Regions from separate parts of the Homo sapiens genome. Here region 2 is linked to region 1. A link is a contact called in ENCODE Hi-C or POLR2A ChIA-PET data. All regions are on one chromosome and are shown on one strand. Each heading gives the region's core, a stretch centred on a gene start or an enhancer-like site at or near the end of the contact. The rest is flanking DNA. Distances are from core to core; before and after follow the strand shown. Region 1 holds the start of RALGAPB (Ral GTPase activating protein non-catalytic subunit beta). Region 2 overlaps DHX35 (DEAH-box helicase 35).

Region 1 (5,185 bases), core at 1,489-3,988:
CACTTTTGCCCTATTGGTTAGAATGGTCACAGACGCAGCCAGACTCAAGGAGAAGGAACATCAATCCCACTTCTCAGTGGGAGGAGTGTCGGTTACATCATAAGGAGAACCATGGGATGGATCATATAGATTGGTATGGCATCTCCCAGAATGATGCTTTCAGGGTAAATAAAACAAAAAAGACTGGTGTAGTGATCTTTGGAAAAAAGTCTGTCACAAAAGCTTATACCGCTGCTCCTCTTTTTTCCAATTCTGTGCCTTTCCAAACACACTATACACAATGATATTTTGACATTACAGTTCAGATGAAGACATTCCCCAGTTTAGTCGATGTTTCTAGTTAGAGATCATGCCGTGGAACAAATTTGAATTGTGCACTATGTTTGGAGATCCAAAATGTTTTACTATGTGTAGCATCTCATGTGTCTCTTAAGTTTATTGTACATGTGTGCTTTTCTCAAATGTTTCAAAGTGTTCTAATGTTTAGTCTTTAATTTTCCCTCAAGGTATATGTGCGTATGTGTGTTTTATTTTTATGTTTGTTTAAGTGAAGACTTCAAAAGTTTTAAAAAATTAGCAAAGAGTGCAGAAAAAACATATCTTTTATGCCAGGCACAGTGATGTGTGCCTTTAGTTCCAGCTACTTGGGAGGCTGAGGCAGGTGGATCGCTTGGGCCTGGGAGTTTGAAGCCAGCCTGGGCAACATAGCGAGGCCCTGTGTCTTAAAAAAACAAACCATCATTTAGAGAACCACTCACTTGCATCTCTCCTCCACCAACTTGCACCTAATATTAAATCTTGTCTTTCTGTCCAGAGCAGTAAGTCTTACTGCCTTACATGTTATGTAAAAACCATATTTTAAGCAAAATTATTTGTTTGTATAATTTTCTGTTGCATCAATATATTTTTTCTGTTAAAAATATTTAGGTGCCTTAGGCTGGAATTGAACACAATTTTGCCCATTTTAATTAATGGGAAAAATTTAACAGCTTTCCACTTAGAAGCAGAATTTCAGGAATGAATTGAAACCACTAGAAGGGTGATAGCTGTATTTTCATCATCTCCCCAAGGGCTTTGGGACAGCTTTCCCATCCTCTGTGCCTGTCACTTTTCCAATTCCCATCACCCGTTGTTCTTCCAGTTAGTCACCCCTCCCTTGTCTGTTACAGGGGTTCAGTATTAATTGTGTTAGAATGCATCTGGTTGCAAGTAACATAAAACTCAACAAACTCTGGTATATATAAGATCCCTCATCCCGATAAGACAGGAAGGTAGTACAGGGTTTGTGTAGCTGCTTGAGTATGACTTAAACAAACAGGCTCCTGTCTTTCTGCTCCACCTTCCTCAGCACAGCCCTCCTCATGGCCTCTAGGCTGCTGTGCTCCCAGGTGTTACCCAGTTCCAAGCATGAAGCAGGGGAAAAGTGAAGGACACAAACTTCTCCAAGGGAAGAAGGAAGGGAAGGTCTCCTTTGATACTTCTGCCTACATCTCAGTGGCCAGGACTTTGTCTCACTGCCACCCTTAGCAGCAAAGAAAGTTGAGAGTTGTGTGCTTTGCTTTTCAGCCCCTGTAGTATAGAAAGGCAAGGGAGTGGTTGAAATAGATCTTGAGTTAGCCAACTACATAATTTGTCACACTGTGTTTAATTGAAATGTATTGCTTGGATCCAGTGTCCTGGACATAGCCTCGTTCCTGTCCTAGCACATTCTTACCCTCCTTTTCCCTCTTCCTTCCTGTAGCTATTTTTCTGGGGGGTGAGGTGTGGTCTTGAGGAAACACTCTTCAGTTTTACCCTTTCTGTGAGGATACTAGTTCCCTTATCACTCATTCCTCCATAGTCTCTTCTAACTGAGGTGAGGAGTCAGAATCTTCTTTGCTCCCTTCTGCTTTTCAGACAACCGTGCCTTCACCTCTACTCAACACCCTGACCCCTCCTCCCTCTCTCAATACCCAAGGTCAGTCTCAAGGCCAGGTCCTCCGTGAAGAATTCCACCATCCCTCCCTCCTCTTCTTTCTCAGTCCAAGTTTCCTCCTTTAGATTCTCAAAGCACTTAAGCTGTACCTCTCCAATGGTATTATTTTCTTCGTTGAAGTGAAAGCAAATTATTGAAAGTGGTACTGTTTACAAAATGTCTAGCGCATGGCAGGTGCTCGAAGTAGTATCTCTTAGTATTATTACTACTGTCTTATCTCGATCAGATTCAGCTCTTTAATGAGAGGCTCTAAATCTTATGTTCGATTCACCTTTGTAACCCACACCGGGCCTGGAATAGAGCACTGTTCATAATTAATGCTGTGCCCGTGTAATAAGACGGCGGCGAGCAAAGGGCATCATTTCAGAGGAAGAGTGCTGTAATGGTGGGATGGGAGAAATTCCTAGAACCTAGGTGGGAGCCAGAATCTTGCAGAGAAGCCCCTTATCCGTCTGCACCGAAAGCAGGTAGAGTGGATGCCGTAAGATTCCTAAGGACGCAGGTAGAGCGCCTCCTCTGTGCCGCGATGAGGTAGGTGCATCCGTCACTTCACTCCTCCCTCTCCACTTGATCCGGAATGGGAGGAACGCAATGCGTCCCGCGCGGCGATCTGGGATAGCTGCGCAGGCGCAGCTTCCGGCTCTGTGTCTCGGGAATTATTTGACGCCACCGGTTCAGCCCCGTAGAAAGCTCTGATTAGGCGCACCGCGCACGCGCAGTGGCCCACTTGGCTGGGGAGTTATTTGACGCCGCCGCCCCTGGCAGTCGGAAGTTGCCTGAGCAGATCCCAGCCGGCTGGCTCGAGTGGCCTTCGTCGTCCCTTGGCGCCCTGGGAGAGTCGCTGACGGGTGGACTGACGGACCGCCTGAGGACGGCCGGCCAGGGCGGTGAAAGCGCCAGCCCTATGGCGCGGGTCGCGTGAGGCGGAAGGCCGAGGACGGCCGGCGGCGGCGCCCGCCCCGGCGATGCGGGCCCCGCCCGTCGCCTCAGGTAACCGGGCAGCCGGCCCCGCCGCGGCCGGACCCTCCCCTCTCCTTCCCTCTCTTCCCCACCTGGCGGTCAAGGGACGGCTGAGGCTTGTTTCTCGGCTCTGGGTGCTCCAGGGGCCCGGCCTTTGGAAGCTCATCTGCAAATTTTTGGGAGACCCACGGGGGCGGGGAAAGCTTGGCCCTGGAGTGGGCGGCTGCTGTCGAGTCTGTGTAAACCCGGTCTAATCCTTGGGAGCTACCCCGGCCAGGCGAAGCTCTCTCCTGGCAACCTGGGGGAGGGGGCGGGTCTGGAGCGGAGCTAGACAACTCCCGCAAAGAATTTGGTCCAGCAGAAAGGTTAGGCAAGTTGCTGCCGCCCAGTGGGGACGATGCTGCCCATTGCACAGTGACACTTTGATGAGGGAGAGTTGATGATGGGAGTAAACAGCTAACCCCCATTAAGCGCTTCTTATCCGCCAGGCATCATGCCAGGCCATTACGTTCTCCACGTCTAACTTCACAGCAACCCTGTGAGGTAGGATTGTTGTCCCCATTTTACTGACGAGGCAACTGAGTCCCTGGGTGGTTGGGTGACTTAATTACCCAAGGTCACATAGCTAGTAATTTGAACCGGAGCATCCGACCCAAGTGCTTAACAATTAGGGCAGTGGCTCTCCAACTTTGCTACACTGTAGAATCACCTGGGGGAAATTGTAAAGGTTTCTGATGCCCATGTGGCATCCCAGACCAAAACAATCAGAATGTCTGGAGTTGAAAGCCAGACTTCAATATTTTTTTTTTAAAGATGCCCAAGTGATTCCAGCTTGCAGCAAAGTTTGGGAACCGCATGTAATTTGATAATTCTGCATCTCAAAAAGCATCTCTCTTTCTCCAGCTTAAGTGTGCAGGAGAATTGTCTGGGAGCTTGTTAAACTTGCAGGTTCCACCCGCAGAGATCTTTAGGTTGACTGACCACTACACCTTGTGAAAGACTGTTAGGGATGGAATTCTCTGCAGGGATTCTGAGTCATCTGGAACATTTAAAATGTATGCATCTTATGCAAACTGCTCGTTTGCAATTTTCCTAAATATACAGTACTTATAGGTGTAGCGTCTGTAACCTCTGGGTCGTTTTTACATATGCTGGAAGTCTGCCTAGACCATCCTCTGAACGTTCTGGCCATCCCACCCAAACGCACACACTTCTGCTCTCTCCTATATGCATATACACACCCTTTTCTTTTCTTTCTTTCTTTTTTTTAGACAGAGTCTTGCTCTGTTGCCCAGGCTGGAATGCAGTGGCATGATCTTGGCTCACTGCAACTTCCGCCTCCTGAGCTCAAGCAGTCCTCCCACCTCAGCCTCTCAAGTAGCTGGGACTACCACGCTTGGCTAATTTTTGAATTTTTTTTGTAGAGATGGGGTTTCTCCATGTTGCCCAGGCTGGTCTCAAACTCCTGGGCTGAAGCAGTCCACCCACTATGGTCTGCCATAGTGGTGGGATTACAGATGCGAGCCACTGTGCCAGGCCTACATACCCTTTTCTTCCTGTCTCTGGCTGCATTAGCTTTAAGCATTCCCTTCAAGATACCTCTGTCCCTGACCCCTACCCACCTTGAGTCCTTCCAATTTGCTCTTTAGGAACATCGTAGTGAAACTTATCAGTTATTTTTCTGAGTTGTAGTTCTATCCCTACTTCTAGATTATGAGAAGCTTTAGGGCAGGGACTATGTTTTCTTCATCTCTGTATTCCTTCCAGTGCTTTGACATACAGACTCACAAAGCTTTTACTCAGTGGAATGTTTGGGTCCTTTTATGTCATAGATAGATCATGTTGCGAACAGATTCTTCTCTATTTCCATTTTTGTAAAAGATGTTTGGTAGTTCCCAGCTTATAGAGTTTTGTTCTTTTTGCTTAGGAGTGAGTATTCTAGTTATGTTCAGCAATTTGTCCAGCAGTTGAACACACACATTGAGTTCTTACCAATTGCAAGGCACTCTGTAACTAACCATGTGCAATCAACATTGTTTGATTTTTAATGTCTGATTCTATCACAATCGGACGCAATCATGTCTGTAGGGAAAGTCTTTTTATTACTGTTAGACCTTTGCATGTGTTCCCTACTTCATTGTCCAAAAAAGTGTTTAGTTGTCATCCACTAAATGCCACTGCCTTGTTGGTATTTGGTAAATACAAGCAGATGGGATTGCCATTGGTAATGTTTGGTCCTGTTCACCAGGA
Region 2 (5,185 bases), core at 833-3,332, 510 kb after region 1:
TCTATGGTTTTGCTAACCTTGAATTGCTTGTTTTGCTTTTATTTCTTGTATTGGCTGAATTTTATCATTCAGCTTTTTTTTTTTTTTAATATGCTTGAGAATGTTCAGTTGTGGTTTTTGTTGATATAAAATTCTTGATTCACACTGTCCCTGCAAACTGCAGACTTTGCTCACTGCCTTTTGGCGTTGAGGATCACTGTGTAGAAGTCTGAGCCACCATAAGTTTTTTGTTGATAGTATGTTTGAATTCTTTTGTTGTTTTTAAATTAGCTCTGAGAGATTGGGTGTGGTGGCTAATGCCTGTATTCCCAGCACATTGGGAGGCCGAGGCAAGAGGATTGCTTGAGCCTAGGAGTTTGAGAACAGCCTGGGCAACATAGCAAGACCCTGTCTCTACAAAACAATTTTTAAAAAAATTAGCTGGGCATGCTGGCACCTGCCTGTGGTCCCAGCTACTTCGGAGGCTGAGCCAGAAGGATCTCTTGAGCCCAGGAGTTAAGGTTGCGGTGAGTTATGATCGTGTCATTGTACTCCAACCTTTACCCTATCTCCAAAAAAAAAAAAAAAAAAAAAGGCTTAAAGAAAAGGAAGTAGGGCCTTTAGTTTGTGGCCTTTACCTGGACAAACAATTAATTCTATTTCCCCAAGTTATTTTTGTTCTGTACTGAGTTTTAATTATTGTGTCGTTGTTTTGCCCAAAGTTCATTTTCTAATGGTGTTCAATTAAGAAGTTATACAGTTTTAGAAGTTATGTGTGTGTGTGTGTTGTGTTTTTGTATGAAAATGGGGCTAACAGTTTGGAAACCAAGTTGCAAATGCTGCTGGAGTTAATCTTTTTTGTCACTAAAAGATGACTCAGTTACCTAAAATTAGAACAATTTTTCCTGTTTGTGGTTTGGAATCCCAGCTCTTAATCAGTTTGCATCTTAGTTCCAAATTTGTAGCCATGGATAACTTCCATGAAACCACAGCTTTCTCTTGAAAGAGCAAAGAGCATGTAATATATTAATAGAGCTGTCAAGTTTGAAATGCTACATCTCAGAAAGTACTTTATGTGCAGACTAAAATCTGCAAACAATCTCAGAGCCTAAAAACAGATTGCATAAGCTGTTGCTTGATCTCTGTGAGAGGCAATTAGTAGTGAGTATGCTTGTTGAACTCATGTGGTCTGGGTTTGACTTCAAGACCAGGTAGGTCCTCCCTGACCTGTGATTCAGAATAAGCTCTAACACCTGTCTTATTTCAGTTTCCTCATTTGTAAATACAACAGTGTCTCGTCTACCTCATGGGCTGTGTGTCTATTTAATGAGATACAAATTTGTGAAAGCTTAGAGCACAGCACTTGCCAGTAGTAGGTGCTCAGTGATTTTTTTTTTTTTTTTGGTCTTTTACCTCCCTTTCCTTTTGGTCTGTCAAAAAGATAGTATTTGTCCAGTCTAGTTGATGAGGTTATTGGGAGCAGAACTAAAGTGATAGAGATAAAAATCTATTAAAAAGCCAAGAGAATATAACCTTGTGTGATTATAAATAATAAAAATTTAAAAATAGAGTTTGAAAATAAAAATACATACTTTTTATAGCAAATGTATTCAAATAGTGAAGGAGTAAGAATAAACAGGTTTGGCTTTTACCTTATAGACCCATAAAATGATTATATTTTTACAGAGATTTGTTAATTTATGCTCATTTTTTTAAATTTAAAATTTTTGTGGGTACATCGTAGGTGTATATATATTTATGTATGCTCATTCTTATAAGCCTATTTTCTCCATAAGTTCCTAGTATCTCTATGCACACATTCTCTACCTGTACCATATTCTGAGATTTATAATATAACGACATGTAGGGTTGAAATTGGAACAGTAACAATAACAAATCTGTCCTGGTGAAATGCTGGTCATTGGGAAATACAACCACCAGAGGCAGAGCAATGTAGGATAACTTTCTGGTTTCATAAGACGTTTTGAAAGCCTACATGATATAGACCAGCTGCCAGATGATTGATTTGGTTTTGGCCTCCCCATTCTATAATTTCAAGTCACCAGGCAGAGCTGCTTCTGATCCTCATCTGCTCTTCAGTGTCTTAAACACTGATGGGCAGGAAACGCCTGGGTGTGCCTAGCTCAGAAGCTGAGGGCAGGGAGCCTCTGCCCTCCTGAGCCTGGGGCTGCTGGGGTGGAAAGGCTGGAGCAGTAAGCTCTGTCTCAGGACACCACATGTGCCAGCCATGTTCTAAAGTCAGGACTTGGGAACTGCGTGGGTGCTGGGGAGGTTGTCTCACCTGTGAAAGAGGGAGACTGAACTCCTTCCTTCTGTGGGGATTGGTGTGCTGGGCCCTGGGAAATCTCTATTAATATTGCTTCCCTTTGGTTCTTTTCATTTAGGTAGTTTATGTGGTGGTGAATACTAAACTTTCTTTTCTTTCTTTTTTTGTTTTTTGACACAGTCTCTTTGTCACCGAGGCTGGAGTGTAGTGGTGTGACCTCGGCTCATTGCAACCTCCACCTCCCCGGGTTCAAGTGATTCTCCTGCCTCAGCCTCCTGCGAGTAGCTGGGATTACAGGCGCATGCCACCATGCCCAACTAACTTTTTGTATTTTTAGTAGAGATGGGGTTTCACCATGTCGGCCAGGCTGGTCTTGAACTCCTGACCTCAGGTGATTTGCCTCCCAAAGTGCTGGGATTGTAGGTGTGAACCACCGCGTCCGGTCCTATTTTCTTTTAAATTAAACTAAATGATATTCATTATTGCTCTTCCACTTTTATGCTTGTTCATTCTTTTAAATATTTTCTATTAATAAGTTAACTTTTGAATAGCCTTCTTGGGGGAATGCAGAGATCTTGCTGTTGGATTCATTTTTCTCTTTCCTGCATTCATTTTTTATTTGTTATGTTTTGATGGATGAAATTTTGTCTATAGTTTATGGTCTTCATAATGTATTACATATTTTGTCTTTCACTTTATTATGCTACCTTGGATTTTTTATTGATCTTCTCATCCACTCATCTGCCCCCTTTGTTTTAAACCTGAGTTTGTCTGTATTTCCCCTCTCAGTGGCTTTGGCAGCTGGGACACAGTTGTGAACTGTTTCAGGTATCTCATTCTTGAAACTTAGCTTTTTGCCTTCGATGAGAAAATGAAACTGGCCCAGCTTTGAATATGGTAATTCCTGTTCTGCCTTCATGGTCCCGGGGGATGGGTTTTCTTTTCGAGCGTGGAGATGAAAAGTTGTCCCTGGTTAGTGTGCCCTTTGTTTAGGAACAGGGTGAATCTTGTCATTTCTTTTACTTTCCTTTTTGCTTTGGCCACCAAATTTAGAGCTGAATTTGTGGCTCAACTTGAATAATTTTGGCATATCTATGTTTAACATTTTCTCATTGGCTTTGATCTTTTGAAATTTTTTCTGTAATTTTTTGGATCTTGATCCGTAACATTTTTATGTGATTTTGTTTTTCATTGTGTATGTTCTTATAAGTTGCCCCAAGACCATTATAGAATGAAGTGAGATACATAAGTTAATAATTGGCTGGGTGTGGTGGCTCACGCCTGTAATCCCTGTACTTTGAGAGGCTGAGGCGGGCAAATTGCTTGAGGTCAGGAGTTTAAGACCAGCCTGGCCAACATGGCGAAACCCCATCTCCACTAAAAATACAAAAATTAGCTGGGCCTGGTGGCGCTTGCCTGTAATCCCAGCTACTTAGGAGGTTGAGGCAGGAGGATTGCTTGAACTTGGGAGGTGGAGGTTGCAGTGAGCCGAGATTGTGCCACTGCCCTCCAGCCTGGGTGACAGAGTGAGACTCTGTCTCAATAATAATAATAATAAAAATTGCAAAAGTTATTATGCTTGTTCTCTAATAACTTGTCTCTTTTCATTTTTCATTGTGTTCACATACTATTTAAAATATAAATGACCTTTAGATTTTCCATAGTATGTGCGCTGTGCAGTAATTTCTATGTCTCTATTTTCAGCATGATCTTTCTTCCCAAAGGTTGCAGGGAGAGTAGCTGAAGAAAGGGGTGCAGTGCTGGGCCACGAGGTGGGCTACTGCATCCGCTTTGATGACTGCACCGACCAGCTGGCCACGAGAATTAAGGTAAAGTGCTCAAGCTGCTTTTCCTAGTGGAAATAAGGAAGAAGGTTATTTTGGGAGAATTAAAAACATGTAGTCCTTGCTGCTGTACAGGACATTGATACCATGGCAGAAAGTGAAGAAAAGTATCCTGACATTCAGAGACTTTAGTCAGCTAGGAGACAGAGAGCTCTTCCTTTTTTCTTTTTTTTTTTTTTTTTTGAGACAGAGTCTCTCTCTGTCACCCAGGCTGGAGTGCGGTGGCACGATCTCTGCTTGCTGCAAGCTCCGCCTCCTGGGTTCACGCCATTCTCCTTCCTCAGCCTCCCGAGTAGCTGGGACTACAGGCGACCGTCACCACACCCGGCTAAGTTTTTTTTTTTTTTTTTTTTTTGTATTTTTAGTAGAGACGGGGTTTCACTGTGTTAGCCAGGATGGTCTCAATCTCCTGACTCGTGATCCACCTGCCTCAGCCTCCCAAAGTGCTGGGATTACAGGCGTGAGCCACTGTGCCCGGCCGACACAGGGCTCTTTCAAAGAGTCCTGCAATCTTATCCCAGAAAGGAGCTTGGAAGTCAGGTTTAGTCCTTGATTCCAAAGATGAAGAGGTTAAGGGCTTGGAAGGTTGAATGACTTGCCTGATATTATATGCCAATCAGTGATAGGACCAAGACTCAAAGCTGTCTTTTCTTATGTGTATTTTATTGTATTTTCACTGACTCAAATAGCAATCGAAATATAGAAACAAGCCTGTAAAAGGCTTAAAAATAGAGTAGTATAAGTTGATGAAGTGTAGAATTCATGAATGTTGTTTCACTAATTAGTACTTTTCCATTTTCATATGAAAATGGATTTTACATGTGTGTTCTTTGGCCTTGTTGCTAATGTTAAAATAATTAGTATCAATAGTAATCAGTGTATAATCAACTCAACAGGGTGTGTACTACCTACCACCGTGCTAGAATCAAAGTCTAATCAGACAGTGCAATAAAACAGTGAATGAAAATAATCTGATGAAATGAAAATTGATTATTAGAATCTCAGTTACCTCTTAATTTGCAACAGAGGAAAATTGAAAATCAGATGAGCTGAATGACCAATGTAGTGATTTGTA

What was found. A loop is a pair of places that touch in the nucleus more often than their neighbours do. ChIA-PET counts read pairs that join two places held with the same protein, here RNA polymerase II (POLR2A). Pooled maps may share reads with other maps.
Region 2: a pooled map shows a loop between it and region 1 (4-fold over the local background). The contact joins the enhancer-like site here to the promoter of RALGAPB in region 1. A Hi-C loop is called at or near these places in 2 of 50 pooled maps. POLR2A ChIA-PET finds 5 or more read pairs at or near these places in 3 of 52 experiments (A673, Caco-2 and activated naive CD4-positive, alpha-beta T cell).

What each region holds. Positions count from the first base shown.
Region 1 is chr20:38,470,105-38,475,289 of GRCh38, forward strand. RALGAPB (Ral GTPase activating protein non-catalytic subunit beta) reads left to right here and starts at 2,739. Exons shown (of 30, transcript NM_020336.4): 1 at 2,739-2,965. RefSeq lists an enhancer at 2,460-2,529 and a silencer at 2,820-3,019.
Region 2 is chr20:38,984,823-38,990,007 of GRCh38, forward strand. It overlaps DHX35 (DEAH-box helicase 35), which reads left to right. Exons shown (of 22, transcript NM_021931.4): 5 at 3,991-4,095. Among named protein-coding and RNA genes, the nearest start is that of DHX35, 25 kb to the left of the region's middle. RefSeq lists an enhancer at 3,190-3,309. Within about 2 kb of position 2,083, at least 6 of the 41 ENCODE cell types and tissues checked have a DNase peak (open chromatin) inside an H3K27ac peak, as active enhancers do; they include A673, where a contact is called at or near this core.